Linked DNA regions of Mus musculus: region 1 is linked to region 2. A link is a loop called in an ENCODE intact Hi-C map of the cell type or tissue named here. Cell type or tissue: heart. All regions are shown on one strand. Links, peaks and the distances in the headings refer to the core of each region. The heading gives the core; the rest is flanking DNA. Region 1 holds the start of Txlng (taxilin gamma). Region 2 holds the start of Syap1 (synapse associated protein 1).

The links. Hi-C counts contacts between places; a loop is a spot of excess contacts. Peaks named below come from ENCODE experiments on the same cell type or tissue, not always from the same donor. Only the 100,000 strongest peaks of a DNase experiment are listed, where the experiment ranks them.
Region 1: it touches region 2 in a loop (2.5-fold over the local background); 1 of 42 quality-filtered maps calls a loop at or near these places.

The regions. Positions count from the first base shown.
Region 1 is chrX:162,827,052-162,832,425 of GRCm38, forward strand. Txlng (taxilin gamma) reads right to left here and starts at 2,403. Exons shown (of 10, transcript NM_178935.5): 1 at 2,188-2,403. The coding sequence starts at 2,289. In heart, for the core only: no CTCF peak of the experiment used is centred there; a DNase peak (open chromatin) is centred at 2,460; H3K4me3 peaks cover 1,829 bases; H3K27ac peaks cover 1,443 bases.
Region 2 is chrX:162,886,187-162,891,560 of GRCm38, forward strand. Syap1 (synapse associated protein 1) reads right to left here and starts at 2,276. Exons shown (of 9, transcript NM_025932.2): 1 at 1,883-2,276. The coding sequence starts at 2,099. In heart, for the core only: no CTCF peak of the experiment used is centred there; DNase peaks (open chromatin) are centred at 2,195 and 2,815; H3K4me3 peaks cover 1,121 bases; H3K27ac peaks cover 560 bases.

The sequences.
Region 1 (5,374 bases), core at 275-5,274, 59 kb before region 2:
AACAAGAAATCACGTTTCTCAATTCCTCCAATACTCTAAAAACAACTGAAATTGTTTAACATCATTTCTGCTTCCTGAAAAACAAAAATATAGAGGTTAAGTTAGAAAAAGGAGCATTTTCTTAGGTTCCTCACCTAGAATCAATAAACTGAAGATCATGAATGAGCAACTAAAAATTAATGTTTACTGACACAAGATGTTCACCCAATTTTGAACTGATGATTCAAAATGTAATGTTAGCTTCTATTCCATTTTATAGTAAGATAGAAACCAAGAGTCCCAAAAGAGCATGAGCAAAGAAATACAAAGGTAGTAAAAATAAAAGACATACAAGACTATTCATATACAGCCATTAACCAAAGCTCTGAACTCTGAGAGTCTTAGCCTCATAGGTTAAAATACTAGTTAATTAAACCTTACTTCCTAATTCAGTGACTTTCTGTCCTTATTCCAGTGGCATAAAAGGGAACTTATGTCCTCAATTGCAGTGGCTTTTTATCATCAGAGGTTTCCCCTGGGGAACCTATGAAATCAAACACTGAGTTTGGCTCCCCACCCTCAGGGAATAAATGTCCAAAGTGACAGTGCTGAATCCCTAAAGAACTGTTGGGCCACAACTTTTCCAGTGTCCCAAGCAGTAGGTCCCTCTTTTATGAGACAGAATAGAACATGAAAATACCGGACCTTAGAAATAAAGCACCCCAGGCCAGAGTGGTGGCTCACTGCTGTAATCTCAGCACTCAGGAAACAAAGGCAAGAGGAAAATGGTACTTTCAAGACAAGCCTGGGCTACATAGTCAAATGAGGCCAGCCTGCTACAGGGTAACCGATTTCACAAAAAAAAAAAAAAAAAAGTGAGGGAAAAAAGGAACAGGCCCCAAAAAGCCAATTCTTGACACTGCTCAAATGTAAACCAGACCTTTGTTCTCCCTTTTGAAGTTCATGAATCGCATTAGAAAAATATTATTTCGTAACTTCATACAGGAGTGGCTTTTAAGATTAGTCAAATACATAATTAAGTAATATTAAATAGCTCTCAGTGGTCAAGCAGGGTGTCCAACAAGTCAAGCGGTTTCAGTATGTTCTCCTGCAAGGCAAAGGGATGGAATTTACACTTTTTCAATACCATACACCCCAGTTCTTGGTTCCTGGGCCTGAAAGCCCTGTACCCTACTCGTTGTGCAATCATTGTCAAAACTCCACCCACTGAGCTCCAGAACAAGTGGATTTCTCCCATTCTGAAAGAGATCTCGATTTTCTTGTATCCAGGGAGACACTGAAAACTCCTTGACGTGAGTCAAGTAAGGCAAGGGGAAACAAACAGTCCAGCTCTTCTCCTAGATTAAGAAAGACCAAAACCGAAGCCCAGGAGGAAACTCAAGTTTCCACTTATCAAATTAAAAAGAAAGAAAAGAAACAGAGGGTAGTGGCAGGAAGCCGGAGACAGCTATCAGAAGATGATGCTGGTTCCCCAGCATCACCACCTCATCCCCAGCCTCACACTCAAGGCAGGTCCATGATGCCCAGAGACCAAGCCCCGTTGTGGATCCCGGGAGCCCCGCGGCGTCCCCCGCGTAGCCACCCGCGCAGTGTCGCGGGGGACCGCGGGGGGGCAAGGGGAAGGGGGGAAGGGGCGAAAGGCAGCCCCGGCTTCTGCGCTGTTATCTTACTGCGCAACAGCCTCAGCTCTGAGGCCGGGGAGCACCCCGCAGCGCGCGCCCTACGCACCTGCCCAACACGGAGAGGGCTACCCCGTACCCCGATAAGCCCCCACCCCCACCCCGTCACCTCCTTGGGCAGCGGAGTCCCAGTGCCCGGTGACCACACAGGCTGAAGACTCAACACCCGGGGCAGCACCCGCCGCACGTGGCTGTCACACCTGGAGCGCCCCTGCCTAGCACCCCTTCACCCTCTCAGACCGGGGTCCACCATGTCCTCCCTCAGCCCCCTACTAGGCGTAGTGTCCCCAAGTCCCAACCACCGTCCCTTCTCACCAGATCCATTTCAGTCACAACCACCCCGCACCTGCTCCCCAACTATCGTCACTCTTCTGAAGGAAAAGGGGGAACGGGCCGGATGTTCGTCCCGTAGCTAAAGGTAAAGGGGTAAGTGAAGAGGTGAACCCCAAAAAGGGTAACCCAATCATCCCCGCGACCCAACCACAACGAAGGCGTCCCCTCCACTGACCTTCTGCGGGGGGCTACGTCGCCGTCCGCCCCGTCCGCCCTCACTAGCCTCCTCAGTACCGCCGCCTCTTCCTCGCGTTACCTCCTCAAGCCGAGTCGCCATGAGGTGACGGCAGCAGCCAAACAAGCGGCTGGACCAGGGGCACGGAACCTCTCAGGGGCTTCAGCCCCGCCCCCTTTACACCCCAACCAATCGTAGCGTGAGAGTCTTCTCACGTGACCGGAGGAGGTTGGCTCCTGAGGAAAGGCAGTTTGTTGGGGGTGGGGAGCGTAAAATTTTGGGCTGGGCTTCTGTTAGGGCCGAAGGGCAGACAGAGGCCGCTGGAGTCTGCGCGGACCGGGAAAGGGAGTAGACTACGAGTCCCAGAAGAATGTGCGGCCCCGGCGTCCAGCCATGAATCCGGATAGGAGCGTCCTGGGGGAAGAGTACCCGCTGTGCTGAGTGTGCAGCCTTCTGGGGCTTGTAGTCTCTGAGCGGCAATGTCGCGGTACCGGAAAGTAGTCGTTATTAACCTACAAGAAAAGTTTTAAAATCTTCCAGAGTTTGAGAAGGAATAGAATCAGAGACACTTCTTTGTGGTTTTGCTTTTTTTGCTCTTCTTCATAATTGTGCAAGTATAATTTGAGAATAAGAGACTCTTTTAACTTCGCTATTTTCGAGGTGGGAGATGCAGTCTCAGAATTTGGAACATTGGACACTTGCCCAGAGTACAGCCTCTCTACCAGAGTTCTCCCCAAGGTTTAACTGTCCAGAGTTCCTTTGGGCTGGAAGCCTATTCACCTTTGCCCAACTGATCTGGCTTCAAGTACAGTTCTCCATGTTAGTTCAAGATTAATTCGTATTTAAAATGTCTTGCTTTTTGCACCATATGTTTTGCTAATTAAAAATATCACGAACTCTGTTTACTAAAACAGTTATTTTTTTCTTGATATGTTAGAGAAGGTCACTCAGAAATATCCCCTGTTTTCTATTTAATGGAACCAGATCCTTAGTGGCCTAGTGTCTAGAAGTCACTGACCATCACAAAATCCGGAATTGAAATAATTCACTATGAAAATCTGTACAAATATACTTTCCTACAGTTGAACACAAAACAGTGATACCAGGAGCCAAAACTTAAATAACTTGAGGGACTGAAAATTTCAAATGAGCAAATTCTTAGGAGAAAATAGGGTTGGTTTTGTTATTAATGTTGTTTGGGGGTTTTATTGTTATTTTTTTTTTTTGTGGTGCTCATTATCAAACCACGGATCTCATACATACAACACCTGCACTCAACCACTGAACTACACTCCAGCTCAGTTCAGTTGAAGAAATTCTTTTTTTTTTTTTTTTTTTTTTTTTTTTTTGGTTTTTTTGAGACAGGGTTTCTCTGTGTAGCTCTGACTGTCCTGGAAGTCACTCTGTAGACCAGGCTGGCCTTGAACTCAGAAATCCACCTGCCTCTACCTCCCAAATGCTGGGATTAAAGGCGTGTGCAACCACACCCAGCCATGCTGAAAAAAAATTTTTAAGATTTTATTTATTTATTTATTTATTTACTTATTATATATGATGAGTACCCTGTAGCTGTCTTCTTTTTAAAATTTATTTATAATAACAAATATGTACACTGTAGCTGTCTTCAGACACACCAGAAGGACATCAGATCTTATTACAGATGGTTGTGAGCTACCATGTAGTTGCTAGGAATTGAAATCTGGATATCTGGAAGAGCAGTCAGTGCTCTCCAGCCCAAAGTTTTGGGGGTTTTTTTGGACTTAGAAAGAAAATCTCATTTACAGTTCATACGTTTATAACAGATGTCAGAAAATTACTCCTTAACCTGCTGTGGTGTTGCAACCTTTGGAGACCCCCATGCAGGAGACAGAGACAGGTGCATCTCTGTGAGTTTGAGGCTAGTCTGGCCTACTTAATGAGTTTCAGGCCCAGCCAGTATTACATAACCCCGTCTCAAAAAAAAAAAAAAAAAAAAAAAGGAAAGAAAGAAAAGAAAAGAAGCCTGGCACTGGTGTATAACAGGACAGCTGGACTACATAGAAAAACCCTATTTCAAAAAAACAAAAGGGAAAAAAAGGGAGAAAGAAAAGAAAATTGCTCCTCAATATGTTAATTTTTTCAGGAGATTTGAGAGTATAGTTACTTCTGATTGTTTAGTATGCCAACTAGGCATGCCTGTAATCCCAGCTTTGGGGGAGTCAAAATTACAACTAGAAAAGAGAATCTTGGCTACATAGTTACAAGGCCAGGCAGAGTAGTGCGGTCAAGCCAGCCTGGTCTACAAAGTGAGTTCCAGGACAGCCAGGGCTATACAGAGAAACCCTGTCTGGAAAAACAAACAAACAAAAAAAGGCTAGTCTTGCTTAATATCTACATACCAAGTTCCAGGCCAACCAGAGCTATCACAGTGAGACCCTGTCTCTCTCTCACACACACACCTCAAGAAAGAATGCACTGTAGCACAAATGATAAAGTAACTTGAGAAGGGGGGTAGGGCGGGGGATACACTGTAGCACAAATGATAAAAGTACTTGAAACCTGGGCTCAAACAAAGAATAAACTGTAGCAACAATGATAATGTAACTTATAAAACTATACAAAAGATAGCTTTTGCCAGGTCACACACACACACACACACCCTTCATGAATCAAACCAATTTGTTTTGATTTTTTGTTTGTTTGTTTGAGACAGGGGTTTCTTTACATAGCTCTGACTGTCTCGGAACTCCCTAGACCAGGCTAACCTAGACCTCACAAAGATCTGCCTTTCTCTGCAACCTAAGTGCTGAGATTGAAGGCATTTGCCACTTGGCTCCTTTTCTATTTCTGAAAGTATAATTTGATTACAAAATGCTTCCCTTCCCTTCCCTTCCCTTCCTTCAAACCTTCCCAACCACCCCACATTGCCCTCCAGCCACTGCTAGCTAATGTATTCTATTGAGAGCTCAGATTCCAGGCCTAACAGATTCAAGTCTTTGTTTCTGAGTCTTAAAGGGGCACTCCATACAGTCTTCGGTGATTGTTTTCACCTTTGTTCCAGGAAGTATCTGTTTAAAGCACAGTGCTTGTAAATTTGCTTGACAATAGAGTAAAGGCCGTGCAAACCACAGCTCCCAGCAAGCCGGAATTCTCTAGGGCTCACAGAGGGCTGGAGCTCTGACCTTGGTAAGTGGTCTGTTTATTCAAA
Region 2 (5,374 bases), core at 78-5,077:
AGGTTGTCAAGGCTGGCCTTGAACTCACATTCCAAGCAGGTCTAGATCCAGAGAGCCTCCTGCCTCAGCTTCTTAAATAGCTAGGATTGCTGGCTTGGTATGTGTGACAGAGGGGCGGAGAAGATTCTTTGTGTAATCCTGGCTGTCCTGGAACCAACTCTGTAGACCTGATCTGCCAGCATCTGCCTCCCAAGTGCTGGGATTAAGGGCAAGAGCCACTATCACCTGGCCAGCTTTTTTGTTTTTTGTCTCATGTGGCCTTGAACTGCTGCTGATCTTCCTAAGACCCCAAAATACTGGGGTTACAGGCCTATGTCACCACCATACTTGACTTTTATCCCACGTTAATCTATCCCAACTACACTACAACCTCTGCTCCAGTGAACCCTTCTCACATTCCTTAAATATTCCAAATCTACTCTTTCCCAATTTTCTAAGCTGCAAATAGTCATCCTCTTTTTCTAGTGATTTCATGGTATCACACTAAGTTTTATTTTCCTTGTCCAGTCTTCGGGAGTCTTGGCTGAGATAATGTACTGTTAAAATTTGATACTGTGGCTATTTCCCCTATGCCTCTAACTTACAGTCAAACATTTTGAACAATAGGACCTTTCCTGCTGAAGTCTGTGCGTCTTTGTTCTTTGACACCCTTAATTGACTTGATAAGTCCTTAAAACTTTCAAAATTTCGTGGCTGTGTGGTGGTGAGCTCCAGTAATCGGGAGAGAGGAAGGAGGGCTGGGTTCAAGGCCAGCCTTGGCCATATGAATTTGAAGCCAGCTTTGGCTATCTCAAAAAGAACAAAAAGCCTCACAAAATTTAGTAGATATTTTTGTTGCAATTCTCTTATGTTTACTTCTGCTTAGGGCCCACCTCCCCCCAAATCACATTCTTTAACTATGTAAGCCTGCCAAAGTCTCTCGAGAATTAATACAGCAGGTATTTATATTCTTAAGAACTACTGTTTGTTCAACTGGATAATAAAATTGGAAAGTGAAATCAGGTAGATTTTTGGCTCAAAATCTACTTGTACTACTATCAGTAAAACGCTGGACTTGTTTCCCCAACCCCTTGGGGATTGTGAATAGATGAAATGAGGGATTTATTATTCACCAAAGATCTAGCACTGGAACTTGAGTATAGCAGACAATTGGCACCTTCTTTCCCACCTTAAGGGAAAAAGGTCCTGCTGAAAGGGGAAAAGAAAAAAAAATACTGATCGCGAAGCGACAGGGAAGCAGAGGTGAGAGGATCAAGGTCATCCTTGACTTTATGGCAAGTTCGAAACCATCTAGGGCTGATTGAGACCCTGCTTCAAAAAAATCAAAAGAAGGCATGAATGACTATGGCTCGAGTAACTTTTTTTTTGGACAGGGTTTCTCTGTATAGCCCTGGCTGTCCTGGAACTCACTCTGTAGACCAGGCTGGCCTCGAACTCAGAAATCTGCCTGCCTCTGTCTCCTGAGTACTGGGATTAAAGGCGTGAGCCACCACCACGGCTCGAGTAACTTAACGAAGTTACTTTAGACAATACCTTTCAGTCCTTTCTTGGGACAAAAGGCATTTTTCTAAACCAATTCTAGCTGGGAGTCAGAGTTGGAGATTCAAATGAACGTTTTCAAGTTGAACAAACCGAATTCCTTGTCAAAACCCTGAAGACAGCAGCACACTGATCGCTTTCCGGCTTCCCAAGTTTACAAACTTTGCAGGAAAGCGACAAGTCCTTAGGCACGTCGAGGAGATGAAGTGACTGCTTGGTGAACTTTGGCGTTGTCCAGCTCCTTAGCCAACTAGCCCATGTCAGAGAGGACCGTCCCCCTCCTCGTACATCAACATCCCCGCGTCCCCTCCCAGTCCACTCTCAGGTCCCAGAGAGAACTCACTGCCAAGGCCTTTGGCCTGGTGGAGGAACTGTGGGTCCTCCGTCGGCGGCTGCTGCTGCTGCTCCTCAGTGGGCTCCACGGGCCGCTCGGGGCTCTCCTCAGAAGGCGCGGCTCCCGCGGACAGCTTGTCCCCGTCCCGGCTGGGAGGCTCTTCTCCCTCCGCCGCCGCCCCCTCGGGCGGCTTCAAGCCCAGCCAACTGCTCAACCCTCCGAACATCCCGCCCGCGGGGTCACCGCCGCCTCTGCCGCGGTCCCCTCGCCCAAGAGCCCTGGCACCCTTAACCACTGGCTGATCCGACTCCGCTGGTCTTCGAGGGAGACTGACCGGAACCGGAGACCTCCCGAAGCTTGGCCCACCCTCTCTGACGGCGGCTCAGCTGGCCGCGCATGCGTCATGTCCGGCTAAGGCTCCGCCCCCTCTGCATCGACTCCCCGCCTCCCCGCCTCCCCGCCTCCCCGCCTCCCCGCCTCCCCGCCTCCCCGCCTCCCCGCCTCCCCGCCTCCCCGCCTCCCCGCCTCCCCGCCTCCCCGCCTCCCCGCCTCCCCGCCTCCCCGCCTCCCCGCCTCCCCGCCTCCCCGCCTCCCCGCCTCCCCGCCTCCCCGCCTCCCCGCCTCCCCGCCTCCCCGCCTCCCCGCCTCCCCCTGCTTTTGGAAAAGAGGCTAAGGGCCAAAAGGGTTTTCTCCGCTGAGCTCTTCTTGCTCTCTACCCACTTTTCTATTTTCCCCAGCTTTGTTTTTTGTTTGTTTGTTTGTTTTGTTTTGTTTTTGGCTTTTTCAAGACAGGGTTTCTCTGTGTAGCCCTGGCTGTCCTGGAACTCACTTTGTAGACCAGGCTGTCCTCGAACTCAGAAATCCGCCTGCCTCTGCCTCCCAAGTGCTGGGATTAAAGGCGTGCGCCACCACGCCCGGCTTATTTTCCCCAGCTTTATAGGTGTGTGGTTGGCATCTTTGGGGGCTCTCCTACCTGGTCTCACTTTGTGATTACCTCGAGATGACAGCCTCCTTTTTTAGGGCCAGCTGGACCGGGTTACACCCCCACCCTTGGAAAAGGAGGCCTCAAGCCTCCTCCTGAGTTTAACCCAAAGCTGGGAGTAATGCATAGTGATTTAGGCCAGCCTGGGCTACCTAAGTTCTTGTGTCAAGAGCAGAACATTAAAAAAAAAAAAAAACCTAAAGGAAAAAAGGAAGGAAATCAGCTGAGCGTGGTGGCACATGCCTTTAATCCCAGCCCTCGGGAGGCAGAGGCAGGAGGATTTCTGAGTTCGAGGCCAGCCTGGTCCACAAAGTGAGTTCCAGGACAGCCAGAAAAACCCTGTCTCAAAATACCAAAAAAAAAAAAAAAAAAAAAAGAAAGAAAGAAAGAAAGGAAATTAATTGTAAGGAAGAAGTTGGGGTGGGGTACTTATAGATTAAAAATTGGTTTACAGTGGGTAGGTAAAATGGATTAGCAGGTAAAGGTACTTGCCACCAAGTTTGGCAACCTGAGTTTGATTCCTGGTACCTATCTGATAAAACTGACCCTTGCAGGTTCTCTGTCCTCTGATCTCTACACAGGCTCTGTGACTACCTATACCATAAATAAAATTTAAAGTATTTCACACAATAGCTTAGAGAACTTACTGGGACTGAAGCTCAGTCAGTGGTAGACTGCTAAAACACATGCCCAACACAGCAAATCATGCGCACACATATGGAATAGACCTGGCTGAATGGGGTGATACATGCTTGTATTCTCAGCATTCAGGAAGCTGAGGCAGGAGGATCTTGAGTTCAACACAAGCCAGAGCTACATGAGACCCTTTCCCAAACAACCAAATGAGTGGCACTTAGAATTTAAAACCCTGGTAGTTTACGTGCTCAGCCCTGATCTCCACATGGCAGAAGAAAATAGCCCACTCCTGAAACTTGTTCTCTTGTCTGTATCAGTGTGCATTGTGTTCTCCCCAAACCCCACACACTAAATAAAGCATAATAAAGATTAAAATAGGGCTGGAGAGATGGCTCAGCGGTTAAGAGCACTGACTGCTGTTCCAAAGGTCCTGAGTTCAAATCCCAGCAACCACATTGTGGCTCACAACCATCTGTAATGAGATCAGATGCCCTCTTCTGGTATGTTTGAAGATAGCTGAAGTATACTTACATATAATAAATAAATAAATAAATAAATAAATCTTAAAAAAGATTAAAATAAGAAAACCCTCGAATACTCATTTAAAGACAGGGTCTCAAAGCCTAGCACAGTGGCACACACTTTTAATCCCAACACTTGGGTGGCAGAGGCAGTCAGATCTGAGTTCAAGGCCAGCCTCACCTATATAGTACAGCTAGGGTTACACAGTGAGGGTTTTTCTTTTTTTCTTTTAAATATAGGGTCTCAAGTAATCAGGCTGGCCTTGTCTTGGATTCTCTACCACACTCACCAAGCCTTTCTTATCTGATTCTGGGAATCAAACTCGCTGCCTTCTCTATGCTAGGTCTATACTATACCGATGGAGCTACATACTCACAGTCCACAACTGTGCATTTTATTTGAATACTAATTCAGCAAACACATTTAAAAATGATGACACACGGGCTGGTGAGATGGCTCAGTGGGTAAGAGCACCCGACTGCTCTTCCGAAGGTCCAGAGTTCAAATCCCAGCAACCACATGGTGGCTCACAACCATCTGTAACAAGATCTGACGCCCTCTTCTGGAGTGTCTGAAGACAGCTACAGTGTACTTACATATAATAAATAAATCTTAAAAAAAATGACTCTTAATTAAAAAAAATGATGACACACATATAAATGGTAACTTGGACCTTAGGAAGCTGATGAGATCAAGGAATTGTGAAATCATGTTTAAATTGTGGTCAAAATTCAAAATTTATCATCACCCATTTTCTTTTCTTTTTTTGGGGGGGGTTGTTTTTTTTTTTTTTCTGGTTTTTCGAGACAGGGTTTCTCTGTGTAGCCCTGGCTGTCCTGGAACTCTGTAGACCAGGCTGGCCTCAAACTCAGAAATGTGCCTGCCTTTGCCTCCCAAGTGCTGGGATTAAAGGCGTGCACCACTGCTGCCTGGCTATCACCCATTTTCAAAGTCAGTAATTTAGTAGTATTAAGCACATTCACATGACTTTGCAACCAATAGCCAGAACTTTTCATCTTGCAAGCTGAAATTCATACACTGCTTCCATTCTCTGCAACTAAACTTCTAGCAAACATCATTTTACTTCATCTTTATGGACTGGTCTGCCTACTGTAGATACTTATGTTCAGGGCTGGGTGCTGCCAATATGAGAGTAGTAGGTTTTTTGCCTAGCAAGAATGAGGCACTAGGGTCAAACCCCAGTCCATGGAGGACGGGAACTTGGTGTGATTATACAGTATCTGTCTTTTTGTGATTGCTTCCTCTTCCTCCTCCTCTTCCTCCAAGACAGGGTTTCTCCCTGTAGCCCTGGCTGTTCTAGAACTCACCTTGTAGACCAGACTAACCTCTATCAAACTCAA